2 separate regions of the Homo sapiens genome follow, and region 1 is linked to region 2. Evidence: read pairs that join two places in POLR2A ChIA-PET (ENCODE). Cell type or tissue: GM12878. All regions are shown on one strand. Links, peaks and the distances in the headings refer to the core of each region. The heading gives the core; the rest is flanking DNA. Region 1 overlaps LRCH1 (leucine rich repeats and calponin homology domain containing 1). Region 2 overlaps LRCH1 (leucine rich repeats and calponin homology domain containing 1).

The links. ChIA-PET counts read pairs that join two places held together with the same protein. Peaks named below come from ENCODE experiments on the same cell type or tissue, not always from the same donor. Only the 100,000 strongest peaks of a DNase experiment are listed, where the experiment ranks them.
Region 1: POLR2A ChIA-PET joins it to region 2 with 5 read pairs; 7 of 35 experiments call an interaction of 5 or more read pairs at or near these places.

Annotation. Positions count from the first base shown.
Region 1 is chr13:46,561,818-46,564,623 of GRCh38, reverse strand. The region is part of intron 1 of LRCH1 (leucine rich repeats and calponin homology domain containing 1); the gene reads right to left. Among named protein-coding and RNA genes, the nearest start is that of LRCH1, 10 kb to the right of the region's middle. In GM12878, for the core only: no CTCF peak of the experiment used is centred there; no DNase peak of the experiment used is centred there.
Region 2 is chr13:46,627,757-46,630,562 of GRCh38, reverse strand. All of the region lies in intron 1 of LRCH1 (leucine rich repeats and calponin homology domain containing 1), which reads right to left. Among named protein-coding and RNA genes, the nearest start is that of LRCH1, 76 kb to the right of the region's middle. In GM12878, for the core only: no CTCF peak of the experiment used is centred there; no DNase peak of the experiment used is centred there; H3K27ac peaks cover 916 bases.

The DNA of each region.
Region 1 (2,806 bases), core at 70-2,569, 66 kb after region 2:
TTCCTCCCTGGCCCAGTGGCCTTCCTGAGGTCCAAGTGGATCCCTGACTTATGCCAACCCTTGTTTCCCAGCCGCTGAGTGCCCTGATCAAGGGACCTGGGAGAGGTGTGGGGAACCTCCGACCCCTGGCCGGAATGGCCAGAGGGGAGAGAATTATTTTCAAGAGGCAGGGGCCTCATTCACAGCCTGATGCCAAGTTCTCCAGATTCGGGATTTCATGTTGGAACTGGGATTGCATTTTTCCAAAGAAACAATAAGAAACCACCATTAATAAGAAGGCCCAGGTCTGCTAGGGTTAAACAGGGCTTTGTGGGTTGGCGGGAGAACCAAATCACAGGTTACCACCTTGTTTTTATAGGAAAATGCATGCCAAGTTCTGAAACAAAGCCTTGCTAGGAAAGGCTGATGGCCCCGTTTGTGAGTCGGGGGCTGCCCAGCACACTCCTTTAGTATGTGGAATCCAGTTGACAAGAGGCCTGTGCATGTCCCTCAAACCACATGCAGTCAAATCCTACACTAACATGTCTCATCTGTAACTACCGTTAGCTTTATCTTATTCTCCCCAGGTTTGGACCATCTGTTATTAAAGGTTTCACACCATTTTTTTTTGTTTTTTGGGAGGCCCACAACCTGGCTGGTTTGGGTGGGTTTGACCTGAGAACCCTATGGATGAGGGAAAGCCTTCCCTTCATCCCAATGTCACCTCCTGGCTCCACAGAAACGACCCTTTGATGTGAGCCTGGGAGACTCTGCCCTGGCTCTGGCACCTACTGCCATGCTGTGTACCCTTGGCCAAATGATTATACTCTCTGGGCCTTAGTGTCCTCAGCTATTAAATGAGGGAGAGATATGAATGGATGGTTTCTACATTTCTAATCTCCCTCTTCAGGTTGCAATAGAAAGGCATTGCTTGGAGTTATTGAGCCCCCACTCTAGTTAATACAGACCATGTAGCAAGCATTAAATGAGGTGAAACATCTATTACATACATTTAATACATATATTTGCATATAAAGCACTTGGAGCAATACCTGACATAGAATAACTGCTTGCTAATGTTAGCTGTTGTTATTATAACCAATGTCCTCATGACAACTCTACTAGGTACATACTATTATTATCTCCATTTGACAGGTGAGGAAACCGATGCATAGGGTTTAAGTCATCTGGCCAAAGTGACATAGTTTATAAGCAACAAGGCCAAGATTTGAACACAGGTCTTTGAAGCTCAGGAAACCCTATTTTTAATCACTAAGCTATACTTAAAAAAAAAAGGAAGAAATTCCATTTGGCTAAGGGCTGAAAGGCTTTGGTGAAATAATACTTGTTAATTGGAGTACTGTATGTGTAAGGGACTTTCAAATACATAATTTCTTTAATCCTCATCCAATTCAAACTAGGTGGAACTATGCCTTTATATTTTTGGCTATGCTCCTTACACAATAAGTGCTCAAAAGATATTGATTAGTTTTTCATTTGCTAATTTCAAACAATATTTGATATTATAAAACACCTGCCCATCTCCCTCAGAATTCACTATAACTCATTTGATTTTAGATGTAACATTGCTTATCGAACACTTGCAAATGTTGGTGAGAAGTGACCCCACCTTAGCTAAAAATAAAGTGTGACTCTAGGGACCCACCAACCACCGAAAAGATTCTAAGTCTATGAGAGATGGAGGAGGGGTCCAGATGAGCCGGAGTCATCCATTTGTAAGTGTATATGTGGCTCTCTTACCATTTTACAGCACATTCGAGGGCTCAGGAGCATTATTGGGACTCTCAGCGTGGATGCAGGTGTAGCTAGTGTGTGCAGGGCTAGATTCCAAGGACAGGATGGTTAACAAACAGACCTGTCTTGGGCCTCCTGCAAGAGCAGCATTGAGGGCAGCCTCACACAAGTCCAAGATCAGTTTACACAGGCTGGGGGAGGAACTCCAGCTACCAGCTACAGCAGGGGTGAGTCAGTGGGCGTTATGGGCTGAATTATGACCCCCAAAAGTAATGGAAGCACTAACCCCTAGCACCTCAGAATGTGACTGTATTTAGAGACAAAGTCTTTAAAGAAGTAATGAAGATTACATGAGGTCCTATGGGTGGGTCCCAATCCAATCTCACTGATACCCTTATAAGAAGAGGAAATTTGGGCTCAGGAAGGGACAACAAGGATTTGTGTATAAAAAGGAACGGCCTGTGAAGACCCAGGAAGACAACCTCCACCTGTAAGCCAAGAGAGAGGCCTCAGGAGAATCAAACCTGCCGACACCTTGATCTTGGACTTCCAGCCTCCAGAGCTATGGGAAAATTAATTTCTGTTGTCTAAGCCACCCAGTCTGAGGAATATTGTCATGGTGCCCCTAGCAGACTAATACAGTGGATGACACTGAGAAGTAAAAAGAGGCTATGTGAGAAAAATCAGCTCTCACAGGAAAATCTGAGCAGATCAGCAAACTATGCACAAGTAGGGGATAACTTCAGGGTAGATCCAAGATGATGGATGAAAAATGCAGAGACCAAGTGTAGGAAAGAGGAAAGAGAGTAATCCATCAATGTTTTTCTAGCATTTTCTGTCCTGGGCATGGAAGCCATACAAAAATCAGGAAAAGTCCCGTCTAGCCAAATCTCACAGGCCAGTGAAGGAGCAAAAAGGTTAAACATAGGGAAAGTATCAGAGGAAGGCAATAAAACAAAAAATGCCATAAGGAAATAATGCAAAGATGGCTTAAGGTCATGTATGATTCAGTGCTGACATCTGCAAGAAAGGGCTGATAGGGAGGCTGTTTGTTTTGACAGGCTGGGGGCCC
Region 2 (2,806 bases), core at 192-2,691:
AAATTAAGGAACTTCAAATAAAAAGTAAAGGTATCTTGGATTCTTAAATAACTGGTCAGACTGAAATAAGAAAGACATACATCTTTAGATTCAGATGACCCTGATTTATAAGAGCTTAAGTCCCCCATTGCTAAATCTAAATAATCAATATCACTCTGATTCTTTGAGTTTGCTGAGAAAGTAGTAATAATAAATAGTGATAACCTTCCGTAATTTTGGAAGCTAAGATCACAAAGAGAATGCCCATTTTTATAACTTATAATCAACTGTCACAGGAAGGAACAGAAAAATAGTCTGCCCCATCCATCTGCTGTTCCACCCACTGATTATGCCTCAGGGACTCAAATCCTAGATAAGCTCTGAGACTTTCCATATGGCCATTATCATCAATTTTCAATGAGCAGTCATTGAGTGAGTGGCAAGAATATAGCAAAAAAGAAAACTAAAGTCAATCAGTTGCCCTGTGGTTCCAAGAATAAGGTCCATTGACATCAAAATTGTTAGACTCACAAGCTCTAAGGAATCACTCTGTAACTTTCCCTTGCCCAGAATTCTCCCTGAGCCTCACTTTCCTTCCCTGCCTTCAGCTTTCCATTTTCACTTACTTTAATCCTATTCATTCTTTAAAGACCTGCTGAATTACCACCCCTGGGGGAGACCCCTGCTCCATCCAGCTACAAGAGATGTCTACCTTTTCTAACTGTCTGGAGAGTGGACCTGGTTTGGGCTGTTACTCATTTAGCCCTGATACTGTGGTTCATGTCCATTCAAGGTTTTGGGCCTGAAGGAAGCTAATCTATCAAGATATTCGTAGGAAGTGACATGCGACATAATAGCAACCTGCATTGCTGGCTCCTCATTTGTGTTCCTGCTCCTATTCTCCCCCATTTCCCAGGCTTTCTGACCCATTCCCATAGGCTCAGAAACACACAGTTTCCCCAGCAGCAGAACCACAGAGCCCTCCACAAAGTCTGGAGTTCCACTGAGCACCCATCACATGGGCCCTGAGGATGCTGGGGCTTGCTGAAGACAGAATCAAAGGCTGAGTTACAAGGGGCTCCAGCCAATGGCTCATTGGCAGCATTAGCCAGCTGCTCTGCATCTTTTCAAGCCTTTCATGAACTATGCAATTAGAGGTATTCATTGTGCTTATTTTATTTTTGATTGGCACACAAGAACACATAAAGTGTATTTCCATCAGACTACTATGGAACAGCTAAAAACAAAAATAACAGGTGAGATTTAAAAATAAAAAACAGAAATGGGCTACAAACCCTGAGAAGACAATCAGTGTTCTTTGGTACTGTTTATTAACTGCAGAAAGGTGTCTTTTTCCCCCACAGAGGCCTCTATGCTGGTTTTATCAGTTTACTACTCTGTTCACTGATTTTGCCCCTAGGCAGCCCTGGAACTTTGCCCTTGGGGTTTTCAAATGTTTTCTATAGCTTGCTAGGAAGATGGCATTAAAGTTCTTGGGAAAGGCCCTCTGAGATACCTTTATTTAATTTGTGGAGTTCAGGGAGACTTGGCAGACCACTGTCAAATTCAGAATGAACAATATATTAAAAATAATGTTAAAACTTACTATATGGATAAACCAATGGGTACATTCCATGATGTTTAGCAGCAGTAGAGCTGGATGTTTTCTGTCCAGCTACAAGACATGTTTCTATACTGCGAATTTGACTGGTCATAGCAGATTGATGACGCCATAACTCAGGAGTTGGTTCATCCACGATTTGTCTCCACACATTACTGTTTTATATCTCCAAGTAACAGAAGCTGGATGTGAAATTCATAGTGAGGCTGAACAGAGCACCCCACACTGCACCAGGGTCCACTCTAACCGTTCCTGTCATGGTCTCAGCCTGCCGGGCCTTGTGTTTTTTTTTTTTTTTTCTTCCCTGAGACAGAGAATCGCTCTGTCGCCCAGGCTGGATTGCAGTGGTGTGATCTCGGCTCACTGCAACCTCTGCCTCCCAAGTTCAAGTGATTCTCCTGCCTCAGCCTCCTGAGTAGCTGGGACTACTGGTGCGTGCCACCACGCCCAGCTAATTTTTTGTACTTTTAGTGGAGACGGGATTTCACCATAGTTGCCAGGCTGAATAGACTGTTAAAGGTCAGGTCTCGAACTCCTGACCTTGTGACCTGCCCACCTCAGCCTCCCAAAGTGCTGGGATTACAGGCATGAGCCACCATGCCCGGTTGGCCTTGTGTCTTAGATGTACCTTCTGCATGATTCTCTTTGCATGATCTCATGCAAACGTCTTGGTGTGTTTCATTCTTGTCTCCCAGTACTCACCAGCCTCATATCCTTCCTTACATCCCCTTCCATCAAGCAGCCCCGCATATTTTCATGAGTTAAAGTCATATTTACCAAAGTGTATCTGTATATAGTAGGAATGTAGTATGTCTTCTGAACTGTGCTCCTGTTTTATGATGGTTTTCATTGTTTTTGTTAGTGCTGTGCTTGCAAAGTAGCATAGATTTAGAGTGGTTGGTCCCAACTTAATATTTCCCATAAGCCAGACTGCCCCAAACCAATATTTCCCATAAGCCAGACTGCCCCAAACCAATATTTCCCATTAGCCAGATTATTCTGAATGTATGATTTTGTAGAACATGAGGTTTTCAGGAATATGTATATTGAATTATAGCAGAGACACCTGTAATGGTAATACAGGTCATGAAAACTGAGAAAAAGTAGAAAATAATGTGGATGACTCAGAGAAATTACACGGATCCAAAAAGTATAAATAAAAAGAAAAGCTTAAAAAGAAGGAAGTCTATTCAGCCCTTCAAAATA